Linked DNA regions of Homo sapiens: region 2 is linked to region 1. Evidence: read pairs that join two places in POLR2A ChIA-PET (ENCODE). Cell type or tissue: Caco-2. All regions are shown on one strand. Links, peaks and the distances in the headings refer to the core of each region. The heading gives the core; the rest is flanking DNA. Region 1 overlaps RORA (RAR related orphan receptor A). Region 2 overlaps RORA (RAR related orphan receptor A).

Evidence for each region. ChIA-PET counts read pairs that join two places held together with the same protein. Peaks named below come from ENCODE experiments on the same cell type or tissue, not always from the same donor. Only the 100,000 strongest peaks of a DNase experiment are listed, where the experiment ranks them.
Region 2: POLR2A ChIA-PET joins it to region 1 with 5 read pairs; 2 of 35 experiments call an interaction of 5 or more read pairs at or near these places.

Annotation. Positions count from the first base shown.
Region 1 is chr15:60,906,268-60,916,197 of GRCh38, forward strand. All of the region lies in intron 1 of RORA (RAR related orphan receptor A), which reads right to left. Among named protein-coding and RNA genes, the nearest start is that of RORA-AS4, 150 kb to the left of the region's middle. RefSeq lists enhancers at 964-1,465, 1,972-3,171. In Caco-2, for the core only: no CTCF peak of the experiment used is centred there; no DNase peak of the experiment used is centred there.
Region 2 is chr15:60,610,921-60,620,850 of GRCh38, forward strand. The region is part of intron 2 of RORA (RAR related orphan receptor A); the gene reads right to left. All of the region lies in intron 5 of RORA-AS1 (RORA antisense RNA 1), which reads left to right. Among named protein-coding and RNA genes, the nearest start is that of RORA-AS2, 66 kb to the right of the region's middle. RefSeq lists an enhancer at 9,381-9,881. In Caco-2, for the core only: no CTCF peak of the experiment used is centred there; a DNase peak (open chromatin) is centred at 4,601.

The DNA.
Region 1 (9,930 bases), core at 1,753-6,752:
CACCACAGCTACTCATAGACCCCAACAGAATTTTCCCCTAGATGTAACAAAATTAACTACCAGGGGCTGAGCTAGTGAATTATCACCATCTCTCTATTCAAATGTAATTAACACAACCCCCCAACTACCACATGTACCATTAAAGTACCATTTGTATGTGTAATTTTCAAACAGGGTCTAAAGGTCGTGCCCACATCAATCTTTTCAACACACACAGCTGCACAGGAAATCAAACTGGCAGGGAGGTGGTCGCAGCCATTCTAGGAAATCTCTCCCTCTCTCAGATATTGTTTGTAGTTTCTCTTCTGCAGCTTAATGCCCTCTGTGGTCTCTTTGGCCGTGTCAGAAATAGCCAGACTGTATCAGAGGCAAACAAGTGATTTAAGGAATTTTAGGAAGCCAATCTAGTACCCAGCCCTGGCCAATCCAGGGGCTAGCTATGCAGAAATCTTACTGATAGCTTGGGATGGATACTACGGCCACGGTGGTTAATAATAACTAAGATTTTTATTGTACATTCAGATTATAAAAAAACTTGTACCTGCATTTTTCAAACTCATTATTATTATTGGCAATTGTAGTAATACCAGGGGCTATATATTGAGCATTTGAGCTAAGAGCTGTACATCTATAGTTTGTCAATTAATCCTCATAACAACTTTATGAGTTAGGAATTATTTCCTCTATTTTAAAACCAAGGAAACTGAGGCTCAGAGTGAGTGTGTGACTCAAAATGCTCCAAGCAGCTAGAAGGAGGGAGCACCAGGGTTTGAACCCGATTTTCTGACTCTGAGGCTCGTTCTGACACATAATCACTTTGGGAGGGAGGTATCATCATCATCCTCAGCCCCCCACCAACATTATCATCATCACCACCATCATCATCAACATCATCTGCCTTTCATACATGAGGTAAACAAGGTACAGAGAGGTGAAGCAGCTTGTTCAGGGCTACACGGCACAGAAGAGTATGGAAGAAGAGGCTTGGAGGCAAGATAAAGGCAAGGGGCAGTCATTGGGGATTCATGGAATAGATGTCTCTCTAAATGTCTCTCATGTCCTGGTGGCCATTCCATCTGTCACTTTCAAAAGTCAGTGGAAAGAGCAATGTAAGAGGAGTCAGGAGTCAGGGGCCATCCACTCAGACCAGACACCAGCTGGGTGACCTTGACCTTGACATTCCCTCTCTGGGCTCCGTGCTCTTGATTACATAACAAGCTAGATTAGAAGATATCTCAAGTCACTTCCAGATGTAACATTTTAGGCTCTTCATTTGTGAATTATTCGTGCTAGAAGAGGCCATATGTGGAAATTTAACACAGCAATACTTTCTCAAAACTTCACCTGTAATGTGCCTGTTAGGACTCAGGCACCCATGTTGTCACAAAGCCATCTCTTGATAAAAGGAGGAGCCCTGGGCTGAGGATGCCCACATTTAGCGTTTTTTTTCTCAGAAATACTCTGCCACTCCCAGAGCCAACACGTACAAATAGCATTTGCTGCACACCCTCCACTTCCCATGTGTCATTTGGCAAGGCTGCCCCGCTTGTCAAGAGGGCTATGCAAAGTCACCAAGGTCTGTAACTCCAGTTAGAACTCAAACACTAATTTTTCAGCAGCAGAGTCTGTTGTGAGAAACCTTGCTCCCAGGTGCACAGTGAACACAGAGGGTCCTTCTCTAATGGGACTCCCTTGACTTCTTCCACTCAAAGACGCCTGGTTCCAGCCTGTGAGGCTGTGCATGGGGTCAGCTCCAATGCTCGGAACGTCCCGCCTCCACCCAGATACACACTGACCACATGTGTCTGGGGCTCCTGAGTTTTTCTCTGCCCATAGCTCACCCAGGGCATGAGTGCCTTCTGCAGTTTAGTTTATAGTTGATCCATGCTGGTGAGGCCTGCCTCTGAGTCAGGGCCACCATTAGCCTGGCCTTGAGGGGACATGCACCTTCATGCCTGAGCTGACCGTAGGGTGTGTGTGGAGGGGGCGCTTTTGGTGTCCAGAGGCACTTGGCATCACATTATATCCATTTAAATATGTTTTCCCTTGATTCTGAATGAACTGAGAGAAACAAAAAATACTAATCAAAATGGAATGCAAATATCCAAGGCTCCTTTCTCTCAGAAAATGCCCTATTTTCCCCCCTCCATGGTACTAATGTTTTAGAAATAGAAGGCACCTCTGGAGAGACAGGATAATACCAAATTTTCAAATCTGTAGAAAATGAGTACAGGGGTAGGCGGCACTATTAGTGCTACTAAAAATAAGCTTTGGGAAGCTACAGTAAATGGAAAAACCAGAAGAGTCATTCCTTTTTTAAACTGTACTGAAAATCCTGTATGTTCAGGAGCCATTTTCTCCAGAGATTCCAACAATAATACTTGGAATTCAATATCCATTTCTACAGTGGTCTCTCTCCCATTTTGTCCCCCTCCCTTCACCACTGCCCCAGTAATGCAGGCTAAATATTAAGCTTATTACCCCCACAGAAAGCGTGGTTCTGCCAACTGAACATTGTGCCAGATACCAAGAATTGAGGCGATTATGCCCTGCATGCTGCTTGGTATACTGAAGATGGGCGTTCTTTTACTTTATTTTTATTTCATTTCATTTTTTTTTTTTATTAAAGAGAGTTCTACTGTAGACAAACAACCCAGGGATTGTTTGAAGAAAAGGGATATCCCCTCAGACCTGGGGATGCATTTCTCCCTCAGTGGCTAAACCTCTTTGTCATTATTACCTCCAGAGAGAGACACCCAGGGATCTGCTCACACCACCCATCTCCAGGCAAGTTGAAGCATGTCCTGGAAAGCCACCTGAACCCTGGACAGCTCCGCCTGACTAGAGAAATGGTGGCAAAGGAATTCTTGCTGTGGTCCCAGCGGTGAGCATAACAGAGTTACCTCTCTCCACCCCAAATATTCAGACTGCAAGGACACTGGCTCCCAAGCTTCGACCTGCTTGGAGTTCCATTCCAGGTACTCTGCTGATGTCTCGGCCAGCCTCAGCCACAGACTCCCAGCTGAGCTGAGCTGTTCTGAGGAGTCAGGAAATTTGGGGGATTTTAACAGAGAAACAAAGCCTGGCACCCCATGTGTCAAAGCTCTGGATACTAGCTCTTTAGAACCTAGGTGGGCTAACGGGAAAAGTCAATGTTAGCAGTAAACCCAAGATCAAAACTTATTCCATGCCTTTCCATCTTCTCTCAAACATAGCCTTTATCGAACGATTGAACCCTCACACACATAAATAAATGGAGAAAGATGTACTCTGAAAAAAAACCATAGAAAATAGAGTCACAAGTTATTTATAAAGGGGAGATTTGTTAAAGTAGCCAATCTACTTCCCTCATTTTATAGGCAGAGAGACAGAGGAAGAGCAGGTTGAAGGTTCTGAACAGGATCCCCACTAAGCGTGGGTCACATTAGGGGACAGAACACTAGCATGGGCTTTTGCCTCCTAATTCAGCGTTCTCACCACCCTTGTTGTTCCATAGAGCCTCTGGAAAGAGAGTGGCCTCAAGTGGGACTGGAGTGAAAGGCCAAGATTGAGAACGCCTACCTATTTTTTACAAGGTGGTCTGGAATGTATTATTATTTTTTTTCCTTCTTTATTTCAGTCTGGGCATTTTTGCCTCTTAAAAGCAGCTAACCCTTTACCACGGAGGTGATGCAGAAATCTACTCATCAAGTAAGCCTGAAAGCCCTTTGATTCCTGCAGAAAAATCTATATGTGCCCTTCAGCCTCATAATTGAGTTGCAAAGGGGAAAAATAAAATTGTTTCCTGGCTGTGTGGAGCCATTCTACCCAACATGCCAATAAAAAGCAAGTGGTGTTTTTGTCCATAGGATGTCCAGGTTCAGAGTCAGATCCATGAGGCTAAACAAGGGCTAGGTTATTACCAACAAATGATTACACTCCAGGTTGTATTGAACAGAGTGAGATATGTGAACTCTTGAGACTAATTGGAAGGGGAAATGTCAATGTTGACATCCCCTGACTGGATTCCCTAAACCACAGTGGAAACTAACCCAGAATCTTAAAAATGCTGGCTTCCAGAAAGCCCTATTCTTATCAGGAAATGTGAATATTAATCCCAGGCAAGTCACTTAGCCACTACTGTTTTTCTTTGCCATCAGATAGTAATAGCCATCTGCGGTATCTTTTTTCAGAAAATTATTTGGAAGATCAAGTAAATAGAGTAGAGCATTTTAACTAGTGAAATACTCCTCTTATTCAATCACAGTTATTCTCTGCAGTATGTGGAAGCAGGTTAACACCATCTACCTCAAAACAACTTTGTGAAGTTGGGGGTCCCGTTTTAGACATGGGAGGACTGAGACTCAGAGAGTTTAGGTGGCTCATCTAAATTCACAAAGAACTTAGAGAGAAACAGACAAGGTACAAACCCAGATTGGCTAGTTCCATCTCATTTTCTCCATGGAATCACATGGCTTCTCTCTTGATACATGCAAAATGCTTTTAAAGGTTAAAAGAGTGATACTGTAACAACTAATTGAATTCATCCCCACACTGTCAGTCATGTCAATATTTAGGAGTTCACACTTCTCTCCATGGACATAAATCATCTTTATGAGGCTCTGGCTGTTTTTTTTTTGTTGTTGTTGTTTTTTGGGTTTTTTTTTTTTTTTTGAGATGGAGTTTTGCTATTGTTGCCCAAGCTAGAGTGCAATGGCGCGATCCTGGCTCACTGCAACCTCCGCCTTCCAGGTTCAATGATTCTCCTGCTTTAGCTTCCTGAGTAGCTGGGATTACAGGCGCCCACCACCATGCCCAGCTAATTTTTTTTTTTTTTTTTTTTTTTTTTTTTTTTTTTTTGTATTTTTAGTAGAAACAGGATTTCACCATGTTGGCCAGGCTGGTCTCGAATTCCTGACCTCAGGTGATTCACCTGCCTCAGCCTCCCAAAGTGCTGGGATTACAGGCATGAGCCACTGTGCCCGGCTGACTCTGGCTGTTTTTGTAACTACAGTAAGCTCCTCTGTGACGGAAGCTCCTAGTTGTATCTGATTCACTGGTGGACTGATGGAATGCCTGGACTAGTCTTCAACACACCTTCTGCTCTCAAGGCCATTTCCACGGCCATGTTTGAGAACATCAGATCAACCCAATTTTCTGTCATACTCAGTCAGTTGACTTTACTGGCGGACAAAATAGATAGTTGCCTTCCTGTTGTGATTTCTAGGATCTTAGGGGAAAGCCCTTCTTCTTCACTACCCTTCTATCCCTTCCCTTAAGGTTTTAAATCCTTGAATGAGGATTTTAAAAATCATTCTAGAATGAAAGACAGGTTTAAAGTGCAAATATATTAAAAAGCCAAGGACGCATTCTTTAATGAGTAAGTAAAATACTAAGCAATTCGTTTTGGGAGAAAGAAGGGCTAAAAGAGAAAAGTGTCAGGTAACGGATTTTTGATTTTTTTTTTTTTTTTGAAACAGTCTCGCACTGTCCCCCAGGCTGGAGTGCAATGGTGCAATTTCGGTTCACTGCAATTGCCAACTTCTGTGTCCAAGTGATTCTCGTGCCTCAGCCTCCCAAATAGCTGGGATTACAGACGTGCACCTGGCTAAGTTTTTTTTTTTTTGTATTTTTACAAAATACAAAAAAGACAGGGTTTTGCCATGTTGGCCAGGCTGATCTCGAACTCCTGACCTCAAGTGATCTGCCCCCATTGGCCTCCCAAAGTGCTGGGATTACAGACATTAGCCACCACAACCTGCCCAGTAACTGATTTGAGGGAAGGTCACAGAGGTGGAGAAAGGGCACAACAGGCATATTAGAAACTCCTCAGTTTGTCCAATATTTTGCTTAAGGCAATGCCTGTTAAACTCTCTGAACCAGACCAGGTGCAGTGGCTCACGCCTATAATCCCAGTACTTTGGGCGACCCATGTGGGAGGATTGCTTGAGGCCAGGAGTTTCAGACCAGTCTGGGCAACATGGCAAAACCCTGCCTCTACAAAAAAAGAAAGAAAGAGAAAAAAATAGCCAGATGTGGGGGGGCTGCATCTGTCGTTCTAGCTACTTGGGAGGCTGAGATGACAGGATCGCTTGAGCCCACGAGTTCAAGGCTACAGTGAGCTATGATTGCACCACTCTATTCCATCCAGCCTGGGCAATAGAGGGAGACCATGCCTCAAAAAAACAAAACAAAACAAAACAAAAAAACAAAAAAATCACCACCTCGCCGGGCATGGTGGCTCACACCTGCAATCCCAGCACTTTGGGAGGCCGAGGCATGTGGATCACGAGATCAGGAGATCGACACCATCTTGGCTAACATGGCGAAACCCCATCTCTACTAAAAATACAAAAAATTAGCCAGGCATGGTGGCAGGCGCCTGTAGTCCCAGCTCCTCAGGAGGCTGAGGCAGGAGAATGGCAGGAACCCGGGCGGCGGAGCTTGCAGTGAGCCAAGATCGTGCCACTGCACTCCAGCCTGGGTGACAGAGCAAGACTCCATCTCAAAACAAACAAACAAACAAACAAAACAAAACAAAACACAACAAAAAAAATCACCACCTCTAGGTGCTAGAGAAACAGTGTTTGGGGAATCCATTAACAGGTGTGATTTAAAAATTTTTTACAACTGCTTTACTGAGGCATAGTTTATATACCACAAAATCCACACATTATAAGCATCCAATTTAATGATATTTAATGATTTTTAGTAAATGTATAGAGTAGTACAACCATTACCATAATTTAGTTTTAGAAACAAGTTCAATTTGAAAAAAATAGTGCTTTGAAAAGGTATCACTGCTTGCCCATTATAGCACTATAGGGTTTATTCTTACTGATAATCTGCCTAAAGTAGGCTCCACAAAACACTGGGTAAGGGCAGCCACGCTTTGGAGGACTTCCTCTTTCCCTGGCTTCTGAGTGATTATGTGCTGGGATTCAGGAGTGAGCTCAGAGCTCACCACCTCGTGCTCAGGCTCAGGGAGGGGCCCTTGGTGTGGACATGGAAATCCCTGCCATGTCCATAGCCTCTATGCTCACCACCTGGAAAGTTACAGAGAGCTCCCAGTTACACCTCTGGTTTCTAGAGCCAGTAGAGCAAGCCTGTGATCAGCCCCTCCACCCCAGCCTCCTACAGCCACCTCTCCCAGGAAAGCCTAGAGGAAATTGGCCAACGTCTTGGTATTCCATTCTGGTTGCCAAGTGCCCTTATTGTTTTTGCATTTCTAAGAGACTGTCAGTACAACTTCCCCCGTGACTGCCACGTGACAGGCTGTGCTGTCCTTTATCTCAGGGCACCAAATGACTTACTTCATTCCAGGTCTTTCTGTTTCACTGTGAGTCAGGTGGAAAACAGAAAGGTGGCCCTATTTTAAGGGAAATGTTAAAACAAAGACAATGCTGTGCTTTGCTGGCATTTGTTAGCAGCAGACACGGTTAAAGAATGGCTATGGGCAAATATTTGGATGACTATAGAATCTGCTTAAATACTATGGATTTACTGTATAGGGTGTCAAAGTAACAACTGTAGAGTTAGAGTCTATTAAAGGGGGTCTCAACAAAAAATATTTATGCCCTTATATGCATGCTGCTTTGTCTTTTGAAAATTATCTTTCCTGTTTTTTCCATCTCATAGTTCCCTCCAAACAATTGACCACTCCTTTTGCCATGTCACTGCTTCCTATGGAACTCAGTCCGGTGGATTAAGTGTTTCTGTTAATGTCTGTCTCCCTTTCACACTGACTTTTGTATGAAAGGGACCGTGCCTCTTCACCTCTGTAACTCTAGTGTATACCATGGTGTCTGGCAATAGATGATCTGCACTCCATTGACTGGGAAGAGGCTGTGAAAACAAAGACGGGTGCACGTTCAGAGCAAATATTTCCTGCTTTGGCTGTGCTAATTTGCTGTACTTTACACAGTCAGGGAATGATGTGTGATCATTTGTTGAATTAAGAAATTGTTTTGGACTCAAGAAGCACCAAATGTAAACTGCAATGTCAGACTGCGAGAGAAAGGGTGGGAGGCTTTGGGGAAAGGGCTTTCCCAAAGTGCTTGCCCATGGGGAGGTGAGGGGGAATGCAGGCTCCTAGCCACAGAGAATGAATTCATTAAGTCCACCACCATGCTTTGTGAGAACCAGGCAGCCACTCCTCCTTACATACAACCCCAGTCAGATCTATAGCCATGACAAGAAATACAAAGGTGTGCTTTCTATTTGTGGTTTATGGAATTGCCTTCGGGATTTGACTTTTATCTACCATGTCCACTGTTCTGCCTCCAAGACCTATCACAGTACTTGGCACACAGAACGCAGTAAATATTTGTGATGCAAATGAATATTTCATAGTCCAGCTGGCTTCTTTCCCATGTTTTTTTTCTTTAACTGTGCACTAAAACCACAGTGTCCCGGAATAAATTTTCTATTGAACATCTCACTTGACTGGGAAGTAATCTGTGAATGTGATAAAGAAATGGAGAGCAAATCCTTGGAAACCAAGGCTTGGGAGTTCCATCATTTAGGAAACAAAAGCAGTCAAGACTAAAAATCTCAGACATCGTAAAGTGATTACTCACCTTCTGAAAGACCCCAGAAATATCAGAGGACACCGGGGGTCAGTGGGCCATCCAGGAAGAAGCTTTGGTGAAGGGGAGGGCACTAATGTTTCTTTGGCACTTATTGGGTATTGGGCCAAATGCTTCCACCTTTCATTTCGGTACTCACAAGAAATCCTACCAGATGGTCATGGTGATCATGCCTTTCCGAATGAGGAGGGGAGATCAGAGAGACTATCTATCATACCCAAGATTGCCCAGCTAGAAAGTAGCCACACCAGAACTTGAACACTAGCCTATCTAATTCTAAAAACTCAGCTTTTTCCAGCCCAATATGTTCCTCTGGATTTTAAGTCCCAGGAGGGCAGAAACAAGGCTATGGGCAGTTATCTCTGTAGCCTGCTCTCCCCAGCATGGGCCAGAAGAAGCATCAAGACATGCTTTCTGAGCTGCATTTCAGATCATGAGCATTGGGACTTCTTTCCCCAATAAGTGGTCTGACTGAATCCTGGCCACTGCCTCCACAGGCACTCACCTACAGAGTGCTGGCCCTGGAGGAAGTTCTCAGGCAGCACTGATTCCACTGGGGGGGCACAGGCCCCAGTGCAGAGGAGGGGCTCATTCTTAGGCACATCACTTCTCCTCTCTGGACCTCAGTTACTCATCTAAATTGACATGATTTGCCAGATTGTTTCTCGGCATTGTCAAAGTTTCCATGGTGGCGCGAATACTCTATTTCTGCACAGTACAGTACGTTCACCACTAGCCACATATGCCTACTGAGTACTTGAAATGCGGTATGACTTAAGAACTGAATTCTTAATTTTATATCATTTTAATTAATTTAGATTTACATTTAAATAGCCACATGTGGCTATTGGCTCCATTATTGGGCAGTGAAATGAGGAAGCTTCGGCTTGAAGAAGTGGAAGAGGAAGCAGCATAAGATCAGAATTCTAGCTCGCTCGAATGTGGGTTCAAATCCCAACAGGCTGTGGGGCCAAGAACAACATATTTACACTCTTCAAGTCTCAGTTTCTTCTTCTATAAAATGGAGATAATAATGGCTTCCGCATGAATTTGCTGGGAAGATTAAATGAGATAAAGCACTTAGCACATTGCGCTTCACATAATAAGGGCTCCTACAGGAAGGCTATTAGAAAAAGTTCATAAAACAGCAGAGACATGGGGGTGTTTCTTTCCCTGATTAACCCATTATTTCACTCACCAACATGTCACATCTCAAATTGACTGGAAGGAAAGAAAGGTTTAAAATCCACTGGGTGGGGCACTGGAGGGGGAGGTGAGGAGTGATGGAGACAAGGCAGTTCTGCCGACTTTACACTTTTCCCAGGGCTGTTCCTGTATGTGTCGTTTGACTGATTGGGTCAAA
Region 2 (9,930 bases), core at 2,176-7,175, 290 kb before region 1:
GATAACTCCTCAGGACTGAGAGTGTTTTGGTTTGTGCAAGGTAGAAAAATCAGAAGATAATAAAAAGTTCGTAGTAGATAAAGCTAAGAAGTCATGTCACCTAAAGTGTATGGGCCAGTGGTCTTTCCTAATTTCAAACAAAGGGAGAAAGAACGTATTCTAAGTAGGGACAAGTTAAAGGGAATTTGCATTTGGAGGTAAATAAAATTTCTATTGCCGCTCAATTATCTTCACTCTGCCAGGCTGGGTATTATTACATAGACAGTGGGGAATGGAAAATTCTTTCCTCTTGAATGGGTTCAATCTCTCAGACCTCAGAAGATCTCCAAGGGAATCTCCATAGCAGGAGTGGCTAGACCCTTGTTTCAATATCTTCTGTCTCTAACCCTTGGTTGTTCATTTCATATCCTACCATGTTTCCAGCACTGAATCAGCCCCAGAATAGGACATGAGTAGAATGAAAAAGGGATTCGATTTGCCATAGCTTTAACCTTCCTCAAAGTCTTCTGTGTTTATGTACTACGAGTTTTCTAGTGATATGAAAATGCATCTTTTTAATAATTCTATTCTGCATTTTCTTTGTCTTGGTAGAAAGCAAAATCAACATGTATCTTTACCTCAAACAATCTTGAGTTTTGCAAAAAAAAAAAAAAAAAAAAAAAAAAAAAAGGTGGAGTCTTCTTTGCACGAGGAGTCTAGAGAACTCTTAGCACCTAGTAGGTGCTCAATAAATACCAGCCAATAGGCAGGGCTCCTTTCCTCTGACAGCTGGCCATAGACACAAGCTGCTTTGGGAAACCTGATGGAGAGACCCGCCTTTCTGGCAGAGCCATCCTCACTCTTTCATCACTGCACTCAAAGATATTACTGATGTTGGTCCTCTGGTTTTGCTGCTTTTTTCCTCTGACTGGACTAACTGAGTCTACTCTGCTCACTAGCTGCCACTTCAGAATCCTGTCACGCAGCGGAAGGCCAAAGGACATTTTCCCCTAAGTCCTTTTAACTTCCTGGCATTCCGTTTTTCAACCCCACATTAAAGGTGCTGATGTTTCATCCTAGTCCTACCAGCCAATGGGTGGCCTCAAGTTAGACTAGGCAGGGCTTCTATCGGCTCTTTCCCTGTTGGGCACAGGGAGAAGGAACCCAGAGAAATGTTTCCTCAAGCTCATTTTCTAATTTTTCCTTGGATGCTATCACTGAAGTTCTGAGATCATGTATTAAGAAACAGACACATTGGAAACTAACATACAACAGATGTCAACCTAGGGCCAGGACTGGCCAGCAAGACTGATTTTTTGCAAGTTCTCAAAAATAATTTTTTTCTTTTTGCTTGCCTTTTTTCCCCTGTGCCCTTGTCCAATGCCCAGTCATCTTATAATCCATTAAAGCTGGTATACCAATTCTGTTTCCTTCCCAAGACAAGACCTGCCAACTTGAAAAATAAAAATGAACCTCCCCTCTTTTTGGCATGTTCCTCCAAGCCTCAACTAACCCCGGGCAGAAACTAGTGGATGTATGCCCAGTTGAAGCCTGAGGTTAGAGTCATAATTTTTACCTCCTTTAGCGAACAATTCCCTGGTATGTTCCTGAATTGTCATTCTTAGTATATTGCTAGACCAGGCATTAGCAAACCCAGCAGACTGGCATTCTCTGCAGTTTGGTAGAACAAGCCTGCTGTCATACGGAAGCTGAAATCCGAGACACCTCTGTACCTAGAAGAATCTCTCTCTCTCTCTCTCTGTTTTTTTTTTTTTTTTTTTTTTTTCTCTCTCTCTGTTTTACTCTGTCCCCAGGGGTAAAGTATTTTCTGCAAACATGAAATTAGTTTATATTTTAAGGGCTTTGGATTTACTAATTTTGACTAAGTTAAAAAGGGCAGAGCAGTCTCCTAGTACTCTCCTGAGTGACTCAATCTGTGATTCTTGGGAAGGGTTTAATGGACATATTTTATTTTCGTTCAGGGTGACCTCACTGATCATTGTGCAAAATGCCTTTTCTTTTTTTTCCTCCTTAAAACAAAATAACTGCAATTTTCTAGGCATTTCCTAGAGAAGGAAACTGTATTTTTTTTTTTACTTATCTTTAAGGCCACTGTTCAGGAATTTTTTTTTTTAATTCTATTTAAAGTGTAGGTGAAGGTGATTATATCTTTCCAAAGTCAGTAAAACAAATGTGTTGCATAAGTCATTTCAATTCAATTAAGAGAAACAGGTCAGATGCTAAAATATTAGTAAAATCAATTATGAGTAATAGGTCTCCTGTATAACATGTATCACTACAACCGCCTCTCTCATAATATTTGAATAAATTTACATTTGTTTCGTATCTCTGTGTGCCTGTAATATACAGGGGCGTCACTTGACCATAAAACCTTCTCTATTTCCTTCTCTTTGTTACATTTTCTCTGGTGTGCCTTGGAAATGACATGTAGACTAACCCTTTAGAGTGAAGGTTTTTCTAAGGAGAGAAAGCCCGGTGACAAATTAAAAAGAGCTCTGGAGTCAGATCCAGCTTTGAATCTTGTCCTGTCGCTTGTCAGTTGGGCAGGGAACTTCATCCTTGGGAGCCTTGATTTCCTCACCTGTGAGGGTAATAGTACCTTTCCACGGGGTTGTTCTACGATTCAAATACAACAACTTGCTGTAACATGCCCACCAGATTGCCAGGCACGTCTGGCATTCATTAAATGAATGTCTCTTTGTGAACTCTTTTGAAAATCCTAAAAATTACTAATATATAAGAGAAAATAATAATCACAAAATCTCAATTTGATATCTGTGTGTGTGTGTGTGTGTGTGTGTGTGTGTGTGTGTGTGTGTGTTAGGATTACAGCCACAAAGTCACCTGAAAAAAAAAAAAGGTGTCAAAGGGAAAGACTTTCTTCTTACTATTTGGTAAAAGGGCACCCTCAAAATCTCAGGTAGACAGTTCATGGGAAGGCCTTATGGGACAATAAATTTCTGCTGCAACCTCAGTAGCCTTTCTTTCAGACAAACAACTGATATCTCATATGGGGAAATTATGTGAAAAAAAAAAGAATACAACATTGAGTCTATGCCATAATTGGAAAAACATGAAAATGACATACATATATGATAAAAAATGAAAAAGGAAAACTGGAAATTTTTTGGTAGGTTAGTAAAAAAATGGTCATTTTTTTTCCTTTGTAAAATCCTTTATTCTTACAGGACTTTTGAACATTTAAGTGAAAAATAGAGAATTGTGTGATTAGAAATTCATCCTTTTAGGCTGACAGGCTACAATGCCTGTCGGTTGAAAAAGATAATATCTCAGGAAGTTAAGTACAGTTTGGCTTAATGGAGTACTTTCCTCCTAATCGCACAGAGGAAATGCAAGCATTGGCATTGACTGCTGGGGAGGAGGAAGGAAGGACAATTTTGGAGCATGGGCCATCAGCTGAGGGGAGCAGACCTGGAGATAGTAGACCCTAAATCGAAATAAAAAAATTGGAGCAGCAAGGCAAATCAGTACAAATGCAACCTCTGGAAGGTTCTAGTTGTGTAGGAAAGAGCATTAAGGTTGATTCTTTTGGAGTGTTTCTGTGTATTTTTGAGGAAAAGAGGCATTCATAGGGCGCATTGATGAGAAAGTCCCAAGAAAAGCATTCAAGGGTTTGGAATGCAGTTCACGGACAATCTGGCTTATAAAGACATGGCTTCTGTGTCGGTTCTATGACCCTTTGTGGGGAGGGGGCAGCATGGCACAGGAGAAAGAACAAGGTCTTCAGGGCTTGACAGAATAAGGTTCAAGCCCATCTCTGCCACCCACTAGCCATGTGTGCTGGGCAAATGGCTTAATATCTAAAACTCAGTTTTCTCAAGAAATAGGATACTTAATATTTATAGTAATCATAAGGTTTAAATGAGATTATACACACGCACATGCAGACAGACACTGACATGCTTACATACATATAGCTGCCTGGAGCATAGTAAGCTCTCAAATAACGCACCTTTTCTCAATGCAGGGAGCAGAAAAGAGAAGAACTCCCTTAAATTAATAAAGTTCTTGGCTGTGGCTCCATCCCAGTTTATGTGCTCAAGTTGAGACCAGAACAGCCTGCTCAGGGAGCTACAGGTTGAAGAGCTGTCAGGGAAAACAGAACAGCGTCAACCCACACACAGCCCCCTTTCTGCTTCCTAGAACCTGGTGGTGGATCAGCTGCCACTATCCACAGCCACCCAAGTCCTAATGCTCTCTCGTGTTTCCTCATCTTAGTGCTAGTGCACTTGGCAGAGCTGATGGCTCTGATTCCTGTATTTTGAATCCTGTAATAGCCCATGCTGACCACACTTGGGGTCAGGGGATATAGATAAAGGGGCACTGGGTGGCTTCTCTTCTCCACGGAGCCTTGAGATCGAGTGCTTCTAAGTCCTGAAGGTTTGCCTATCTTATCTGGGAAACCAGTAATAGGAAAGAATAACACCCCAGCCGGTATCTCTAACCCTCACCTTGCAACAAGTGTAAAATGAGAAGGGGAGGGAAGATTCGCCCCAAAGTCTCACGAGATGGGGCCTCCAAGGACTTATCAGGAGCTTGCTAAGCAGGTAACTCTGTACCGGGGGCTCCAGCAGCAGCCGGGGAGGAGAAGGCTGATAATGGGATTTGCGTTTACCCAGCAAAACCAACAGGGAGCAATCTTCAGTGGGTGGAGGAAGAATGTGAGCTCACGATAGCCCAGGTCCGGGGAAGCTGCTCCCTGCCAGCCTAGCTCATAAGGAAGTTGTTTATGTTTTCTGTTTGCCAAAAAACCTTTGTGCGCTGCTGAAACCTGTTTATCCTGAACTCCTAACAATCAACGCATGGCAACCAGTTCTTCAGATGACAAGTCCTTTTGTTAATGAGCAAGGAATGACTGACGAGGCCCTGCTGCCTGAAACCCCTTAGCTGCATGGAGTTCTGTGGATGGAGGTTGAGAGGGCTGCTTCGAAAATAACTCTGCTTTCTCACTCTCCATTCACCCATGTGCCCCAGCTCTTGACATGTGAGCAACCTATAAGCATGATTGTTATGAGCATGTCTCATTTGGGGGGTGCTGAATTTAGTTCCTCTAAAAAGTGCCATTGCTCCAGGAGAAGCAAATGCACCTCTATTGGACTCTTATAAAACTCAATGTGAAGAGCATTATAAAATACCTCAAATTTTGTCCACATATATACACTCACATGCATAAAACACTTTATGTCCTGTTTAATGTATGCATGCACAAACTTAGGCACACATATGTATTTGTGGTTTGGGGATCAACCGAGAGCAAGGTAAATTAGGGAACATGTGAATTGGCAGTGTTAAGCAATTTGATAAAAGTGTTGATCAAATCCCATAAGGGTGTGTGTGCTCAGGGTGGTGCTATGACGCGTCTTCAGTGTGTGTGAGACTAATGCCAGCGCATGCGTCTGCCCTCTCATCTCTCACCTTGTTGTCTGTTAAAATCTCATCTCCCACACCTGCCAGGCAACCTCCCAGTTGCACGAGGGCTGTCATTGGTTGGTGAGGATTGAGAAATTTTGATTTGTTTGTTGTTTTACTGGTATCTGTTGTGAACCAAAAGTTAGAAAATATTCCTTGAGTCCTTGTGAAGGCTCAGAAAGAAACAAGAGCCGGGAAGAGCAGCAGAGGGGTGTTTGGGGGAAGTTGTGAAGAATTCCAGGGGTCATGGGGTTTAAGAAATTCTGATCTTGGAACAGAAACAGACCCCAAACATGTCAGAACTGCATTTCAGGAAAAGAGCTTAGGAAAGAAAGTTTCTCAGGTACAAATGAACTGATTTTCCCTGAGTAATCTTGTGCGTTGCACAAATAAGAATGATCATACCTGCGTTCTGTGGTTGAGGTACATCCAGGTTCAGCTCGACTAGCTGCAAGGTTTGCTGAGTCAGGGGAAAGGCTGTAGGAAACCCCCTGGTCCTCAAAACCCCCCTTGTTCTCAGACCAGCCTCACGTCTACCTCTATAAGTAACAGGTTGAGTTCTCAGAGAAAATACATTGAAGAAGACTTGATGTACATGCTTTTACTATGATGGGCAAGATTCATATAAAAGACAATGCATTTGGGGGAAGACTTGCACAATATAGAATTGCTTCTGAAATCAATCAAACAAAAAAGCCCACAACAACACAATCGCCCCAAGCTTTCTCTCCTTTCTGTCCTAGCACAACTTATCAGAGGCAGGGGTGATATGATGATATGTATTCTTTACTAGTGAGTACAGTAGGACAGGGAGTGTATCTGTCTGGCTCAGTGTTATAGTCACAGAACCCATCACAGTGCCTGGTATACAGTAGGTGCCATTTTATTGCTCATATTTGTTGAATCAATCAATCACTCATACAAGGGAGAGCACCCAGCCCCAGTCTTCATTAAGTGCTTGTCCACTAATTGAGGCAAAGAAATCATACCTGGTCCATTGAAATTTGGGGGCCCTATTTTTACCACAGAAACACAGGAGCAAAGGGTGAACTCTGTACTGAGTTTTGAAGGCAGCAAGGTCTGAGGAAGCAACTGCGCAAAAGGCAGAACGTGACAGTGAGAATTCCTCTTGGAGAACATCCTATCCATAGACTCCCCCGGAGGGACTGCCTGCAGAACTGTCATTGGCCAATTTCAATGCGTGTTACAGATTCATAGCACAGTGGATGATGAGCTATATTAATCAGGAAGGAAGGAAGAAAGAGTAAAGAAAAAATACACACACACACGCACATACACACATACAGACAGAGAGAGAGAGAGAGAGAGAGAGAGAGAGAGAAAGAGGGAGAGAGAGAGAAACCTAAAACTGTGAGCTTCTTCTCAGCCTGGTCTTCATTAAGAACTTCAAACCTGGCGATGGGCAGATTTGCCCTGTGGTGGGAAGGAGGCCTCAGTTCATCCAGTTCTTGATAACAGTTGCTAAGCCCAAGTTTGGGCAGGACTGTTCCAGAGGCTGGGCCTGGCTATGTCAGGGTGTTGCTGTGGGTATGGGGGAAAAATAGAGAGGCAGCTAGGGATAAGAGGTGCTCAAGAAGTCTGCTGTACTCTTGGCAAGCCAAACTCTGGTTCTTAAAACTAAGAAGTCATAGAGAAGTGAATGGGGCTTGTAACCGAGGGCAATTTTTAATTATCAGTTAGGAATAGACTACTACAGGCCACAGATAAGGTGTTAAACAGATGTTCTTTTAATAGTTATCCATATCTTTCTTTTCTTGGCCAGTAACACTTAGCTTGGCTGGTTTTCTTCTCCTGTGTTGCTGGAGGTGGGGCAGAGGTGACTGGGGACTCTAAGAATCTGACAGTAACACCATCCTCAGAAACAGTGATGGAGTAATGCTTGGGTACCAGCATTCAAGACTCAATCAACTTTGGCCAAGGCCAAGGGCAACCTCTGCTACATTGCTCTCTGCTCTGACCCCTGCCTACCCACACAGCCCCTACAGATACATGTAGCAGGTGGTGACACAGATCCCATACACGCACATCTTGAAGCCCGTCCTTTGTGTTCAGTATTGCACCCCAGGCACCTGGCACACAGCAGTGCCCCAAAAATGTGTCAAATGTTGGATGACTGGATTAAAATATTAGGAGGCAGGATACCTACTTTATGTTATAGTTGCCCCTACCAAATTTCAACTCACTATAAAATATGTGAACACAACTTAAAAAAAAAGTATTTATTCTCCAGGAGCTTTATAAGAGGCAGGATACATAGGTAACATGTTCTTTATACTTTGATGACAAAAAGAAAAATGAATGTATTTTCTCATTTCAGGATAGGAGAAAGTCATCCTTCTTTTGAGTTTTACCTCTTAAAGATAATCCCCTTCTCACTCTCCAAATGTCACTTTCCAACATTTCTATGTTATGGGAATAGGTGATTTCTTTGTAACTTTTCCTGCCTTGCCATTTCTCCAAATCTTGCTAATCTGCTGGGTTTGAAGCTCATGCATTTGTTTTTCCCATCTGCCTTAACACCTCCTTGCTGACACATGCCCAAAGGTGCTCAGCATAAAAAGGGAGTGGTCTTCACAAACATAAACTAGGTGTTCCCTGTTCAAATGCAAACTTGACAGGTATTCTCACAGGGAATACTGGCACCTTTCCCTCAACAGCTGTACAAAAGGTTAAAACTTGTTCCTGGCAAACACAGTTACACTAATGCATCCTACATGGATTGTCCCTTCTTGTGCTTCACTAAGCTCTAATTGCAATCATGTTGGACATCAACTGCTTACTGTAATGTTTCATAATGTAAAGTGCACTCCAGGATTCAGTGGTGCTTTCTTCGAGTTAAAGCATGATCGTGGTAACGAAATGACTACAAAAATTGACACACATTCTTCAATGGATCATCTTTCTTTGGAGACAAAGACAAGTTGTGACTCCTCCTATTATTGAGGATTGAATTTAGTTTTATGCACTGTCAGCAGCCACCTCAGCTGCATTTGAACAATTTGGGGACAAACTATCTTGGGGCTACAAATATGGCAACCCATAGTCACAGATGATGTATCATGATGATGCCTTTTACGTCAGTTCATAATCATCAGGGCTGAGGAAATTTTGTTTTGCTTTGTTTCCTAAAATCTTTTAAAATTTTATTGCATAAGAATATCATAACATATAAGTCAACTGAGAAATTTAGTAGTAATCCTGTAACACTAAACACATTAGCTGCTTCCCTCCTTCCCCTCATCTCATAGCATTGAAATCTGTCTGCATACAAGCGGGAGTTCTGCCTACAAGTTGGTCCCCACATTTTCTGTATTGCCACTTTATCATAATGAGTCATAATGTATTATCACACAAGGATCATCCATCTTGACCACTTCACTGTGGCTCAGGAGCTGTGAGGTCCACCAAACCACTCAAGATTTCAGGGCTTTATGCTTTTAAGATCCAGAACCACAGGCATTGTTTGAGGCACTTTCTGCAGAAGGTGTACCGCATCTTTGCCTGCTTTTGCAGGCCTCAATGGACAGACAGCCGTAGTTCACTAGGCTGATTCTCTCTGTTCATTTATTCAGGTTTCCAAGAGCTCCATCCACCTTCTCTGACGTCTTCCCCAGTCATTCCTGCCCCTAAGATTCTTCCTGTCCCTTCAACTCCTGAAGGTCCCACGGTCAGCATCTCTCACTATCTCCTTTTGTAGCTAAAGTATAGATGCTTCGTTACCCTAACCAAACTCTGTTGCTTTAGAGTGAGGAATCTACTTTAGACTTCTTTGGAGTCCCAGGATATCTGGTGCACAGTAAGTATTAATGCATATTTACAGATGGATCTGAATAATATTTTTGAGATAACCATCAAATGGAAAGTAAGTGAAAATAACATAGAAAATGTGAAAGGGAAAAAGACCTCATGGTATTAGCTCAAATAAGGACAGGGACCACATCTCATCCCTTAAGTGACTTAATCTCTCTGTGCTTCAGTTTCCACATCCAAAAAATTGAAATCATAATAGAACCTACTTCATAGGCCGTCATGAGGATCAAATGAGTTCTTATGTGTTAAGTGGTTAGAACAGTGTCTGGCATGCAGCAAATGGTACGTATTTTTAAATGAAAATAAAAATTAAGTAACATGGTAATGTCCAAATCTAGGGTAGTACCTGCCACAGAGTAGCTGCTCAATAAAGGCTGAACTCAATTACTGTCTGTTTTGTGACACTTGCACCAGCATGGACCTGGGAGGGAGCAGCAGCTGGGACCAAGGGGCTGGCTGGTGACAGTATCTTCCAGGAGAAGTGTTTGGGAAAGCAGTAAGCTCCACACTCCAGTTCAAAGGCTCTGGAAGTTACCAGGTTCTGCCACAAACTCGTTTGGCTGGAGTGCTCCCAGGTCTGGGATGTGTGGCTTTTCGGGTTAGTCCAAGGCACAGTTGCCGGGCACCCTGGCGCTGATGGCTGCTGGGGAGAGGGGGACAGCCCGGAGC